Regions from separate parts of the Homo sapiens genome. Here region 2 is linked to region 1. The links are chromatin contacts, found by Hi-C or POLR2A ChIA-PET in ENCODE. All regions are on one chromosome and are shown on one strand. The core of a region is the stretch at or near the end of the contact, and the rest is flanking DNA. Distances in the headings are between cores, read along the strand shown.

Region 1 (6,951 bases), core at 2,464-4,963:
AAACCCCATCTCTACTAAAAAAATACAAAAATTAGCTGGGCGCCATGGCACACACCTGTAGTTCCAGCTACTTCGGAGGCTGAGGCATGAGAATTGCTTGAACGCAGGAGGCAAAGGTTGCAGTGAGGAGAGATTGAGCCACTGCACTTCAGCCTGGGCAACAGAGCAAAACTGTCTCAAAAAAAAAAAAAAAAAAGAGGACTGGGTGCCAAAACCAGCCTGCCCAACATGGTGAAGCCCCATCTCTACAAAAAATACCAAAAAATCAGCCAGGTGTGGTGGCATGTGCCTATCATCCCAGCTACTTGGGAGGCTGAGGCAGGAGAATCGCTTGAACCCGGGAGGCGGAGGTTGCAGTGAGCTGGGATAGTGCAATTGCACTCCAGCCTGGGTGACAGAGCAAGACTCCATCTCGAAATAAATAAATAAATAAATAAATAAATAAATAAATAAATAAATAAACGAATAAATAAAAGAACTGGCACAACACAATAATGAAAAGACAAACAACATTAACAAAAAAATGGGCAACAGATTGAAAAGATACTTCACTAAAAAAGTTTACAAATGGCCAATAAGTACATGAAAATATACTCAACAATGAGATACCACTACATGTCTATAAGAATAGCTAAAATGTAAAAGGCAGCCAACATCAAATGTTGGCAAAGATGAGGATTAACTGTAACTCTCATGCATTATGAGTTGCAGTACACAGACACTTTTGAAACCAGTCTGGTAGTTTTTTTGTAAAACTAAACATATATCTATCTTATGATGCAGCACTACCACTGCTAGTTATTTATCCAAGAAAAGTAAAGACAAGTATCCGTAAAGTGACTTGTAGAAGATTCATAGCAACTTGATTGATTAAAGCCCCAACCTGGAAACAGCCCAGGTGTTCATCAACAGGAGAATGGATACAAATAAAAGAATACCACTCAGCAGTAAAAGGGAACAAACTACTGATACATGCCTCAATACAAATGAATCTCAAAAATGTTGTGCCTTACATTGTGAAGGAAGGCTGGCACCAAGAGTACATACTGCATTATTTTATTTATGTGAACTTCTATAATAGGCAAAACTAATATAAAGTGAAAAAATCACAACAGTGGTGTCTTCTGGAGGACAGGAGTGGGGTTTAATTGGGAGGATCATGAGGAAAACTTCCAGGGTGATGGTCATGTTCTACACCTTAATAGGATTTTGGTTTACACATGGGTATGCATTTATCAAAGCTCATTGAATGTTACACTTAAGATTTCTTTCTACTTTTTGAGACAGGGTCTCACTCTGTTGCCCAGGCTGGAGTGTGATTGAGCAATCTTGACTCACTGCAACCTCCACATCCTGAGTTCAAATGATTCTTCCAGTTTAGCCTCCTGAGTAGCTGAGACTACAGGCATGCACCACCATGCCCAGCTAATTTTTGTATTTTTTGGTAGAGATGGGTTTTTGCCATGTTGGCCAGGCTGGTCTCAAACTCCTGACCTCAAGTGATCCAAGAAAGTGCTGGGATTATAGGCGTGAGCCAACACACCTGGCCGATACACTTAAGATTTGTGCATTTCATGGTATGTAAATTTTTCTTTAACAAAAATAACCATAAACAAATACTGAAGACTAATGATTTGCATGCTGAAGTGTTTCAGGGTGAACTGCACTGATGTCTGCAATTTACTCTGAAAAGCATCCAAAAACATAAGGTAGATTGATGGGGGATATGAGAGATGGCTAGATGGTCGATGGACAGATATGTGATAAATATAGAAAAATGATAATTGGCGAATCTAGGAGGTGAGTATATGGGCGTTCACTATACAGTTCTTTCAACTTTTTTGCTATGCTTTAAAACTTTCATAATAAAATGTTGGGAAAAATATCTGTCGATCTGAAACCAATAACTGACCAACCAAATGACCGAACAGCTAACCAATCAATTAGTAAGTCAGCTAAGACAGTGTTCCCCAAACTTCACTCATTTGGATACTCCCCATACCGTTATTTATTTAATAGTGTATCTGAACGTGACTCAGTTTTATTTTATTTTATTTTTTTGAGACAGAATTTTGCTTTTGTCGCTCAGGCTGGAGTACAATGGTGTGATCTCAGCTCACTGCAACCTATGCCTCCTAGGTTCAAGCAATTCTCCTGCCTCAGCCTCCAAAGTAGCTGGGATTACAGGCATGTGCCATCACGCCTGGCTAATTTTTGTATTTTTAGTAGAGATAATGTTTCACCATGTTGGTCAGGCTGGTGTCGATCTCCTGACCTCCCAAAGTGCTGGGATTAGAGGTGTGAGCCACTGTGCCCAGCCACGTGACTCATCTTTAAACTTATGTTCTACCTTAGCCTTATCCTGAGTAATAATATCTGTGAAATTAAGTGTCTTATATTAGTTATATTTATATAATACAATACACATTAATATAGCTAAACGTTAACTTTAAAATGTTCACACATATACCATGTACAATTATTTCACTTACCCTCTAATATATATATATCACACTTTAGAAGTTCTGATCTGTGTTTGGTGCTGTGGGGGAATTAGAAGTGAGTCATGTGGTCCCTGACCTCAAAGGACTCCAGCACGCATCCCATCAATCTGCAGAAGGAGAGGACAGACTGCAAAAATGGGACGAGCCTCGGGGCTGGACACAAGTGGCTGGGAAACGTCCGCAGCAGGTCTCATTCCCCGGGAGGCGAGGATGAAAATTACAGGTGACACATGGGTCAATGGCCTGTCTCCTGACTCAAGACACACAAGGAAGAGACTCTTTGAAGCCTCAGGAGCAGACACTCAATTGGATAGCGCCTGGGATTTGAAGGTCTGCCATAGAGTCCGAAGAGAGGGGGAAAACACACGCAAACCACCCAATCACAGGGACCCCTGTGGCTCCTCACCCACCCTCCACCCTCCACCTTCCACTTATTCCACTCCTCTCGATTGTCAATTAAAATAAACAGCCTTGTATTCCACGGCCTGGCTTCAATCTATCTTGGCTGGGAGGATACGCACAGATTTGTGGCAGTGCCTGAAAGTCCTTGCTCAACCTTTTTAATATCTGAACAAAGCAATCAAACCCGATAAGATCTAGCGAAGGCAAGATCAATCTTCTGTCCCCGGGATGGAAGCTTATTAGTCTGTGGCCCACATCATCAGAGTTATTGTGCCATGTTAAATTTATTGGTACTATCTCACCTCATTAAATACTTAAATAGACCTGACAGGACAGAAAAACGGGCTTTTTAATTTTTTTCCTCTCTCCAAAGGGAGCTGGTGTTTCCCATGTCCCAGTTCACCTCTGCTGCAGCTGTTGGCAAAGAAGTGAGAAAGCCTGGCCCTGCGCAGAAGGTTCGGGCCGGCTGCGTGGCGGCTCCCAGGGTCCTCCTGACTCTGACCTGCCTTGGGCCAGAAGTGAAGAAAGCACCTTGGAGTGTGTGTCCATGAGAAGGAGGTGAAGAAGAGGCAGAGGGCAACCATGGCATTTATTCTCTTTGCCAAGTTACCCAAATCTGTGTGACTTTTTACATTTTCTAAGAGAAACCTCATCAGTCATTTAGCCAGGACAATTGCCAGAAATAAAGGTCGGGCTCACTGAGGAGAGAGGAAATAGGGAGTGTGTAGGGGAGTGTGGAAGTGGAGTGGGGGCGAGCTCACAGCAGCTCCCGTCCATCCCCCAGCACTGGGGCTTGTGGTCTTTATTTAGCAGATAGCCCTGGTATCCAGGGTTGGATTCCAGCCAAGGCCAGGATTTCCCCAGATTCTGAGCTAGAGAACTTGGCAGGCTGGTGAAGCCTTGCAGAGAGCCACTAGCCTGAAGGTTTCAAACAAATTACAAATGATGAGAGGTGGGAGTCAAAGAACGCGGATGTTGCTTGGTCCTATTTCTTTCCCCAGACCCCCTCATGACCATCCCCCAATTTTGTGTGTGTGTGTGTGTGTGTGTGTGTGTGTGTGTGTGTGTGTTCAGAGGGCAGAGTGCAAATTCAGGAACTCGAGAAACTTTGCAACCTAGAAAATATTCCTTAAACAGTTTCATCAGAAGTTGATTATTTTTTTTCTCATTTATCAAGCCAATTTTCTTCTCAGCCAAGGTGATTTGGGACACAGCCTCCCTGCATCCCCTTCCTCTCCTTATATCTCTACCTGCAGAGAAGGTCTCTTTTCTCCAGCTGTTTCCCTCTCCCAGCCGAGGTCCTCGTTTGCACCTTGTTAATAAGGTGGGCAAAGGGCCAGGAAGCAGCTCTTGGGTGCCTTCCGTTCCTAATGTCCTAAATGGCCATGACACTGTGCTTAATTTCCGTCTTAGTGCAATGGCTGGCGGGACATCAGCGGGCTGAGACCCGGGTCCTGTGACAGTATCTTCAACCGTGGCCATCAGCCTCCCTGTAATTAGAAGCCACGTGGAGCCCGCTGTCCTGCAGTGCCAGAGCTCCGTGGACTTATGTAACTGTCCCCCTGTTCAGAGCACAGGCTCTTTACAAGCTCTGAGTCTCCCAGCGTTAAAACAGCTATAATCCTTTGCCCACCCTGGGAGGGAAAGCAGGCCATGACCAGATGGGTTATCTATGTGATCAGCTTAGAATAGTGTGGGGCACGTAAAACCCTGCGCTTGTGCAGAAAACCTAGATGGTTGACATTTACCAACTGGGGAGCGTCACTCTTTATCTTTTTTGGAGTGTTCCATAGTAGACTTAGGGAAGTGAGACGGTCAGAAGCCCTGGGTGGGGACTTCTGTTGCTTTCAGTGCACATCAAAAAATGTTAAGTAGGGAGCAAAATGGAATGTTAAGCATTGTGGTTGAGCTATGTTGGTAATGAAAGACTGCCAATCATGACAAGGGTTTTGGGAGAATTGGAAGTCTGCCTGAACATGTGGATATAAAGACCCAGTTTGGTTTGAACCAAAGGGGGGTTTGGATGGTGGGTGGGGGAGGGTGGAGGAGGTGATTAATTACTGCCTGGGTGGCAGTATTTCTTCATTTAGAAGTTGCAGCCTCAATTATCTTTAATTACTTCCCTGGTGGCCTTAAATCCAGGGTGAATCCAGAATGGGGGTCAGCTGCTGGGGTATGTGTCTCGGGTGGGCTGGCAAAAGGTGGGCAAGGGGTTAGAGGGTCACTTTTGGGCACACGTGGATGGGGCTATTTCAGATCATCCCTTCCCTCCAGGACTCAGTGATAGAACTGACAATAATCAAAACCTGAATTAATACTACCCCAGATACACAGAGCATCTTCAGAGGAGTGCAGTGCCTCTTCTGAGTCATTTGTTTTTGTTTGTCTTCATTGACCCATTAGGGGGGCCAGAAGGTGTGAGTGGGGACTCTCCTTCCCATTTTATGGATGGACAAAAGAAACCACTTATATCTATGCAGCAGGTTGGAGGCCATGCTTCTCTGCTTTTGTCTGAGCAATCTCCTCTCCCAAACCCATGGATAGGAATCACCTAAGGTGCTCATTAAATATACAGATTCCCACACTAGATGTATGGGATAGATGTATGGAATCAGAATTCTCAGGGGTGGCCAAGGTTTTCAATATTTTTAACAGGCTTCCCAAGTCCCCCTTATGGGACTGGCATTTGGGAACCACAGCACCAGGCATGTCCTTACATTCTAAGCAGGGGGAGACCAGCTCCTTACCTCCTGGAAGCCTCCTGATCCCTGTGCCCTCCTCCTCATTCTGCAAGTTTTCAAACTTGTCAGGGCTGGAGATGGTATTTTCAAAATCCAGGTCTCATTTGCGAGGCAATAAAAAAAAAGAGAAAAAAGTGATCTGAAATGTGGCAGGCTTTTCTTTAACATCTGCCTACTTGCCTGGGGGAGGATGAACGTGGGAGGTGTGAACTTATAGAGCACTATGAAAGGGAGGTGAGCTCAGGTACAGACGTTCACTCTCCCATCTCGGAGCTTGAGTCGCCTTATTGGTAAGATAGTGGGATTGGTCAGGGCAATTGCTACAAGCCCTTCCTTCTTAGAATTCTAGGATTCTCCAGTCTTCAGGCCGAACTTATTCCCCCATGGCCTAATATCAGGGAAGAACATTTCAGCTTCTAGGTGTGGAAAAGAAGTTGGAGCACCTTATGTATCACTCACAGCATAGCCTGTTGCCTCCTCAGCACAATAGGAGTCTCTCTGGCCTCTCTTCCATCTGTCTCCCACTTCATCTCTCACTCCATCCCCATTAAACAAAGATGGGGTCCCAAAGCAGATCACCCCACCCCTTGTCCAAATAAAGCCCCTGAAAATCATCTACTGATCTACTCTCTGTTGCTCAGGATGTCTGGGCCATTTTCTGCTTTCATGTAGTCCTTTCTTCCCAGACTGGAGAATTTCTTTTAGCTTCCTACTCCATACTTGAGTGTCGGATCCCCGGGTGGCCCTTCTTAATTTATTGAATATAAATTATGCTCTCAGAGACAAATATCTCTTCCCTTCCTGCTTCTTATGATCTTATTGCCCCCAACTCAAAATGCAGGACACTTTCTCTCAATGGAATCTTATGCATCCAAGTTCTCAGCTACTTCAAGGCATTAGGAAGAGTTAACTGGCAAGTTGCTGTTGTCTCTTTTAGCCTGGTTCCAATGCCAGGGGAATTTATGAGTTTTATCCCAGGCAGACCTCAGGATGACTCCAGGGTATTTGGCCTTAAATAATAGAATTGCTGTTCACAATTGACCACTGATTAGCATCTGCTTGTAGCTTCATAAAATATGGTCTTTGGGAGAAAAGCTGGAAATCCTGACATGACTACTTTGCTGTTTTTATTTTTTTTTATGCTTTAAGTTCTAGGCTACATGTGCACAATGTGTAGCTTTGATACGTAGGTATACATGTGCCATGTTGGTTTGCTGTACCCATCAACTTGTCATTTACATTAGGTATTTCTTCTAATGCTATCCCTCCCCTTTCCCCCCCTTCCCACAGGCCCCAGTGTGTGA
Region 2 (6,951 bases), core at 2,258-4,757, 93 kb after region 1:
GGCAAAGCCATGGATTAGTGTGGAGATTGGAGGGGCTGAGAGCTGAGGGGGTAGTGTTCCCTCTGGGCCCTGGGGACCCAACTTGTGAGAAAACCCTGAAATTAAAAAACTCAGTTCATCCATTGATCAGTATTGACGGGGTGCGATGTGTTCTGTAGAACATTCAAAGCAGTTCTGAATTTCATTTTTTAAGATATGAGATATAAGCCAAAAAAGATGAGTCTCCATCTATCCCATCACAGAACCTCCCAAGGCACACACACGCCCTCTCCCACACACACTCACACGCACACACACTTGGTTCTGAGCCCTCCTGTGTTAGACACTCTATAAATATCCATCACATTGAATTAAAATGGAAACTGGACCTAGAGAGAAGGGGTGTGGCTGTTCTCACTCTGGCTTTCCTAGTTCTTTTGCTGCTCCATCCCGATCCTGTAGCTGCCTGCAAAGGAGAACACAGAGGTGAGATTAGAAGGCCCTCAGCCAGGGTTTGAGGAGGCCTCTGGGAGTCAGCTGACTCACCACGGGGGCAGCAGCAAAGGCAAAATCAGGGCCAGGCTGGGAGAGCTTGGACAGGACACCAAACCCAGTCTTAAAGCAAATGCAGAGTGTGACTGAGAGAGTTTGAGCAGAGCAGAGCAAAATGAAAACCAGTGAGAACTAACTCAGCTGCAGAAGGAGCCATGGAAATTATCCGAGGAAGCAAAGCCCCCTCACTGGGAGGAACCTCTTTCTCTTGGCTAATTAAATTCCCAAGCTTTGGAAGCCTGGCCAGAGCAAGCGCCCTGGTTAACATCACGTAGGGCACACCCAGACCATGCCTGAGTAGGGGGATGAGGTGTGGGCATCTAGGCTTACTGAAGGCTAAAACAGCAATTTTTTTTTTTTTTTGAGATGGAGTCTCGCTCTGTCGCCCAGGCTGGAGTATAGTGGCACGATCTCTATTCACTGCAACCTCCGCCTCCTGGGTTCAAGCAATTCTTCTGCCTCAGCCTCCAGAGTAGCTAGGATTACAGGCACCCACCACCATGCTCAGCTAATTTTTGTATTTTTAGTAGAGACGTGGTTTTACCATGTTGTCCAGGCTGGTCTCGGACTCCTGACCTCAAGTATCTGCCTGCCTTGGCCTCCCAAAGTGCTGGGATAACAGGCGTAAGCCACCGTGCCTGGCCTATGACAGCAAATCTTAAAAATGCAGTTCTCTGAGGCTAGCCTCTGAAAGAATATGAGCAAATTTTACCCCCTTAGATTATAAGTTAAAGACCTCAAAGGGGCTTGTGGAAATAAGAAACTTTGTGGAGGATGCTGGAAAGAAGGTGGCTGGAATTTCTCCCTCGTGGGTGGGTTTGTCTCAGGCAGAGATCTCTCAGTTAGCCAGTCAACTGTCTCTTCCATCTGGGCAGTGCATGGGGACAGCGGCCCAGGCTGGTTAGCCAGGGACTACACATGGGGCTTGGACCTGCCCTATCCTCTGCAGCTGCTTCAAATTTTCTTTCATCTGCTCTCTCCCTGGTCTCCCCTCCCCTCACTTCTATAGACCTCATTGTCGCTTGCAGTGGCCTGAAACCCCACCCCTTCCCTAGGCTCCCAAACTTGACACCCCCTAAGATCTGATCTATGGCAGCAGGACTGGTGGTGGATCCATGAAATAATCATGATAATAATAATGAATAAATGAATTACCATCTATTACATTCTTAATATATGCCAGGGCCCTGAGCTAAGTGTTTTATAATGCAGTATTCCATGTAATCCTTTTAACAGTCTTGTGAAAGATCATTTAATCATTTTATAAGACCTGATTTATAAATGAGGAAACTGAGGCCCAACAGCTTGCCTAAGGTCAGTCAGATACCAAGCTTGTTAAGCCGGGATTCAAATTCCGAAGTGCATGCTTTCTCTCCTATGGAGAGGACTGGGGAGCAGGGAGGTCAAATTCCTTGACCCATCATTTCTCCTGCTTGTCAAAAGGGCTCAGAGTGCCCAGCCTGTATCCATCGTGGCCCTCACCCCCTCCTCTAGGCCCTGTCTCTAGCCTGAGATGGCCAGAAGCCTGGGTCCTTCACCTCAGTGGGAAGTGCTTCACCTCAGTGGATACCCAAGACCCACCATTCGCACTTGTCTGTGGTTTGTGTGTTTCTTTGTTTTGTAGTTTCATTATGAAACTAATGAAAAGTGACATCAGAGGAAGTAGTCGCTTTAATATCTTATTTGTTTCTCCATGGTGTGCAGAAAAAAAGAAAAGTTAACCTCGGAAAGTATTTTCCTTTTTTCTTAGAATGTATTTATTGTTAAATGTCAGATTCAGGAGGTACATGTGCAGGTTTGTTACATGGGTATATTGCATGGTGCTCAGGTTTAAGCTTCTAATGATCCCATCACCCAAATAGTGAACACAGTACCCAAAAGGTAGTTTTTCAACCCTTACTCCCCTCCACCTCTCCCCTGTTTTGGAATCCTCAATGTTTATTTTTCCCTTCTTTGTATTCATGTGTACACAATGTTTAGCTCCCAGTTACAAGAGAGAACATGTGGTATCTGGTTTTCTGTTTCTATGTTAATTCACTTCGGAGAGTGACCTCCAGCTGCATCCATGTTGCTGCAAAGGATCTAATTTCCTTCTTTTTAATAGCTGTGTAGTATTCCATGGTGTAGATGTACCACATTTTCTTTATCCAATCCATTGTTAACGGGCAACTGGGTTGATTCCACATCTTTCCTATTGTGAATGTGCTGCCATGAATATACAAGCGCAGGTGTCTTTTTGGCAGAACGATTCCTATTTATTTGGGTATATACCCAGTAATTTCTATTCCTTTGGTTATAGACCCAGTTCGCTTGCTAGGTGAAATGGTAATTCTATTTTTAGTTCTTTGAGAGATCTCCAAACTGCTTTCCACAGGGGCTGAGCTAATTTGCATCCCCACCAACAGTGTATACTCGTTCCCTTTTCAGAAAGTATTTTCAAGTTTGTCAGACTGGGGACACTGTGTTCTTTTCTACAATTGGCCCCCGAAGTGAAAAGCCCCTAGTAGAAGTTTCTCTGGGCAGTTCAGTCTCAGGAAGTCCCTCTCCCATGGCTCCATGCCCCTTCCCCTGGGCATGGTGTCCCTTTGCTTTTCTTGTCTTTCCCAGACTCTTCGTCTGCCAGCCCTACCCTGAGCTCCGAAGTCACAGTCAGTTGGGGCTGGTGAAGGTGGGGAGGAGCCTCCAGCACTGGCCATCCTCCTGGCAGGGGCGCTTTCCCACAGCACCCTTCTATTCTGTATGGCTTGGCTTTTGCAGTGACACGTTGAAGACCATCATTGCTGTTTATTGAACACTTGGTGCTCTTCTGAGTGTCTCACTGCACAGATTCATTTAATCCTCACAAGAATCTGGTAGCATGTTCATGGTTCGCATTTTACTGACAAGAAAATGGAGGCATAGCAAGATGGAGTCACTCATCCAGGCCCACAGCCTGCAAGTGTTGGAGACAGGATGTGAGCTTCAGCAGTCTTGAGTGCCCAAGAGTACTCTTCCTTTCTGGTACTGAATGCCGGGGACATTTAGTAGTGATTTTTTTTTTTTTTTTTTTTTTTTGGCAGGCTGGCCTAGGAAACTTTCTGCTGTGAATAACACAGCTCTACATGCCAAGTTCCAAGCAGCTGACGTATTAATGAGCATAGCTGTGGCCTGCCTGCTCTTTTGTGTCCCCCTCAGAACTTGAACAAAAGACATGCTCCATGGGTGTTGGGTGGGTGGTTGATTGATTGAATTTTTTACCCACAGGAAGCTCCACTGGCTTCCACAGCTTCTGAGGTTGGAGAAAGGAAGGAGGGAGGGAGGCGTGGTGGTCTATGTGAACAGGTTCCTCTCCATCGGCAGCTTAGTCCTGGGGTGCATGCTGTGCCTCCTTCTTGGGTAGATTTTTGGGGCAGACGCTATGGATTCCTGTGAAGTTGGTGAAGCAGATCCACACTGAACTCCCTTTCAACCTGGTGGACCCCTCATTCTTTTCTTTCAGCCTGAGGACCTGGCAGCCTCTGAAAGCACGTCTGCAGAACATGCTGAATAGGCCAGTGCCCACGGGAAGATAGTCCTTAGGGCTAGCTAGCTGCTGTACTCACTTTCCTAGGATGGCTGTGGGTTGGAGTTCATGGGTCTCCCAGGCTTCTTAGAGACAGAAAGAGCAAACCAGAGAAAGCTTGACTCCAGTGCCCAACCTAGGAGGAGGTCAGGCAGTATAGAGAGACACACAGGTTAGCTGACAGACATTTCAGATCTACCTCAGGCTCAAGATGCCACACCTGCTGTTACTTGTCCAGGGAGTCAGCCCTCGAGATGCCCCCTGTGGGGAGACCTCAGAGGGTGGGGAGACCAGAGGGAAGAACGGGAGGAGGGGGAAGAAGATGTCATGTACTGAACTGAGAACACTCAGGGAAATAAAGGATCTATTTTTTTCAATTTGTTCTCAGCAAACATTTGTCATTTAATTTCTTCCTAATTACACAATTACGTAATTATGTAGTATTAGTAAAATAAAGCCTAAAGACGTTTGAGTAAAGAATTACTTAAGTAAATAATGTCTGACTGAAGTAATTATTTCCAGGGTTTTCTTTTTTAAAGGAGAATGGGATAGAATTAGTTCAGGCATTGTTGCAGGGCTGCATGGGGGTTTGGGGTGCCGCACAGCTGGGGGCAGCTACGAGGCTCCGTTGCCCACTGGGGTCCAGCTTCTTGGCAGCTTCCTTTCTCTGTGGCTGAGGCTCTGATGGCAAGTTCCAACCCTGCTATTGGCTAGGTGGCTTGGGAACTGACTTCTCCTTTGAGTCTCACTTGGCCCTTCAGAGAGGGAATTCCTGGCTCCAGTGGGTGGGGAGGACTGGGGTGGTCGAAGGAGACTTTGGGCAGAAGTAAGTCCTCAGTGACTAAGGGCTGTGCCTCAGCCACACCAAGTTTACCAAGAGGCAGCTATGGGTGAGCCCACCACATGCAGTGATAAAGAGTTCACCCACCAGCTGTACCAGCAAGTGCCTCGGTGGTAATGTGGTGGCAGTGATGCGTTGGATGGGAGGGTAGACCTCGGGCTGCAACACTAGCTGGAGACCTTATGTGGGCAGATCCCCGGGGTCAGGCTGTGGTCGACCCTGGGTGTTTCCATCCTGGCCTGGGGTTGTAGAGGTGCAGGTTTCTCCAGGGTTGGCACTCAGTTCCCCTAATACCTGAGTGCATGGGGGTGGCAGCCTGAGCCCAACCGAGTTCTCTAGCAGACTTGGATCTGGCAGTGTGCTAGAGGGCTGGCCAGGCCTGAGGTTAAGGGGACACTTGGCTGGGGCTGGTGTGGATGCTGCCATATGGCCTCCTCAGTGCCCTGCCCAGCCTGCACTTCCTAAGCCCAGAGGTGCGCTCTCAGGCATAACAGCCCTCTTTCCCTGCAAGGCAGAGCTTAATGACGAGCTGACCCAGCAGCTTCTTATAGAAGGGGATTCCTGGGAAGCCAGGCTGACCTCTGCCTGCTAAATCATTCCCCATTCCCCTCTTCCACAGGGCTTGATAATCTTTCATAAGAGATTCATTTGTTCCTTTGATGTGGAAGGGTTTGCACTCTCTGAGACTCTCCTATTACAATGCAAGTAGCCCTGGAGACGGTAAACCCTTAAGACTGATCAGCTCTTTCCTTAGGACAGTAGAACCAATCTATTCTTGCCCTGGGGCTGCTCTTGCATTTCTTGAGGACTCGTGTTCCCTGCTTAGTCTCTGGGAATCCAAGGGTTCAAGGCCTGGGCCCTCAGTAGTCATAGTGATGGTGGGCATTGAGCAGCATTGCTCATCATGCTCCTCTGCCAGCTCTAAGTCTCTGAGAGCTTGGAGGAGAAAGAGGTGCTGGAGATCAACAGGAAAATGAAACAGGCAGGTTGTTCGGCCTGCTCACTGAGGCTGTGGCTTTGGGCCCTTACTGGTGGCTCACTGAGCCCAGCATCCCTTGGGAACACCAAGGAGGCTCCTGAAAGTCCCCAGAGCCACAGGAGAGCATTGAAAAGGAAGGCTGATTTGGTCAAAGATCAACTTTTCCTGGGTTATATATTCTTCACTGAGTAGCAGGAGTTTGGCAACATTCCATAAAGTTGAAGATACATTTTTCTGCAAACCAGCAACTCCACTCTTAGACATTGCTCTTAGGCATAGAAGAGCTCTCATATAAATGCATAAGAGACACACACCAAAGGCATCATGGCTGTGTTGTTTGTGATAACCGAAAAAAAAAAAGAGAGAGACATACAAAAAGATAAAAGGAAGCAACCTAAATTTTCATTATCAGGAGAGTGGATAAAAAATAAATAAGTTGGGGCATATTCATTTAATGAAATTCTTATTTTTATTTATCTTTATTTTTTTTTTTTGAGACAGAGTCTCGCTCTGTCACCCAAGCTGGAGTGCAGTGGCACAATCTCAGCTCACTGCAACCTTTGCCTCCCAGGTTCAAGCAATTCTCTTGCCTCAGCTACCAAGTAGCTGGGACTACAGGCATGAGCCACCAAGCCTGGCTAATTTTTGTATTTTTAGTAGAGACAGGGTTTCACCATGTTGACGAGGCTGGTCTTGAGCTCCTCACCTGAAGTGATCTGCCTGCCTCGGCCTCCCAAAGTGCCAGGATTACAGGCGTGAGCCACTGTGCCCAGCCTCATTCAATGAAAGTATTTATAGTAATAAAAATGAATGCAGTTGAGCTATGCATATCAACATGGATGAATCCTACAAACACACTGTGGAGCTAAAAAAGCAAGTGGCAGAAGAATATATACGCCATGATACCACTTATAAAAGTTGTAAATGATGCAAAACCATATTATATACCATTTATGAATAATACACAGCAATATAAACACCAAATTCAAGGTGGTCAAATTCAAGAGAGTGGGAATAGTGGGTAGGGGATATGGTTTGGAGAAAGGGGATGTAGTGCAT

Evidence for each region. A loop is a pair of places that touch in the nucleus more often than their neighbours do. ChIA-PET counts read pairs that join two places held with the same protein, here RNA polymerase II (POLR2A).
Region 2: a map of posterior vena cava shows a loop between it and region 1 (2.5-fold over the local background). The contact joins two enhancer-like sites. A Hi-C loop is called at or near these places in 1 of 168 maps with a recorded cell type or tissue (posterior vena cava). POLR2A ChIA-PET finds 5 or more read pairs at or near these places in 1 of 52 experiments (OCI-LY7).

What each region holds. Positions count from the first base shown.
Region 1 is chr11:115,603,323-115,610,273 of GRCh38, forward strand. No RefSeq gene overlaps it. Among named protein-coding and RNA genes, the nearest start is that of LINC02698, 53 kb to the right of the region's middle. Within about 2 kb of position 3,714, at least 2 of the 41 ENCODE cell types and tissues checked have a DNase peak (open chromatin) inside an H3K27ac peak, as active enhancers do.
Region 2 is chr11:115,696,337-115,703,287 of GRCh38, forward strand. The region is part of intron 2 of LINC02698 (long intergenic non-protein coding RNA 2698); the gene reads left to right. Among named protein-coding and RNA genes, the nearest start is that of LINC02698, 40 kb to the left of the region's middle. Within about 2 kb of position 3,508, at least 3 of the 41 ENCODE cell types and tissues checked have a DNase peak (open chromatin) inside an H3K27ac peak, as active enhancers do.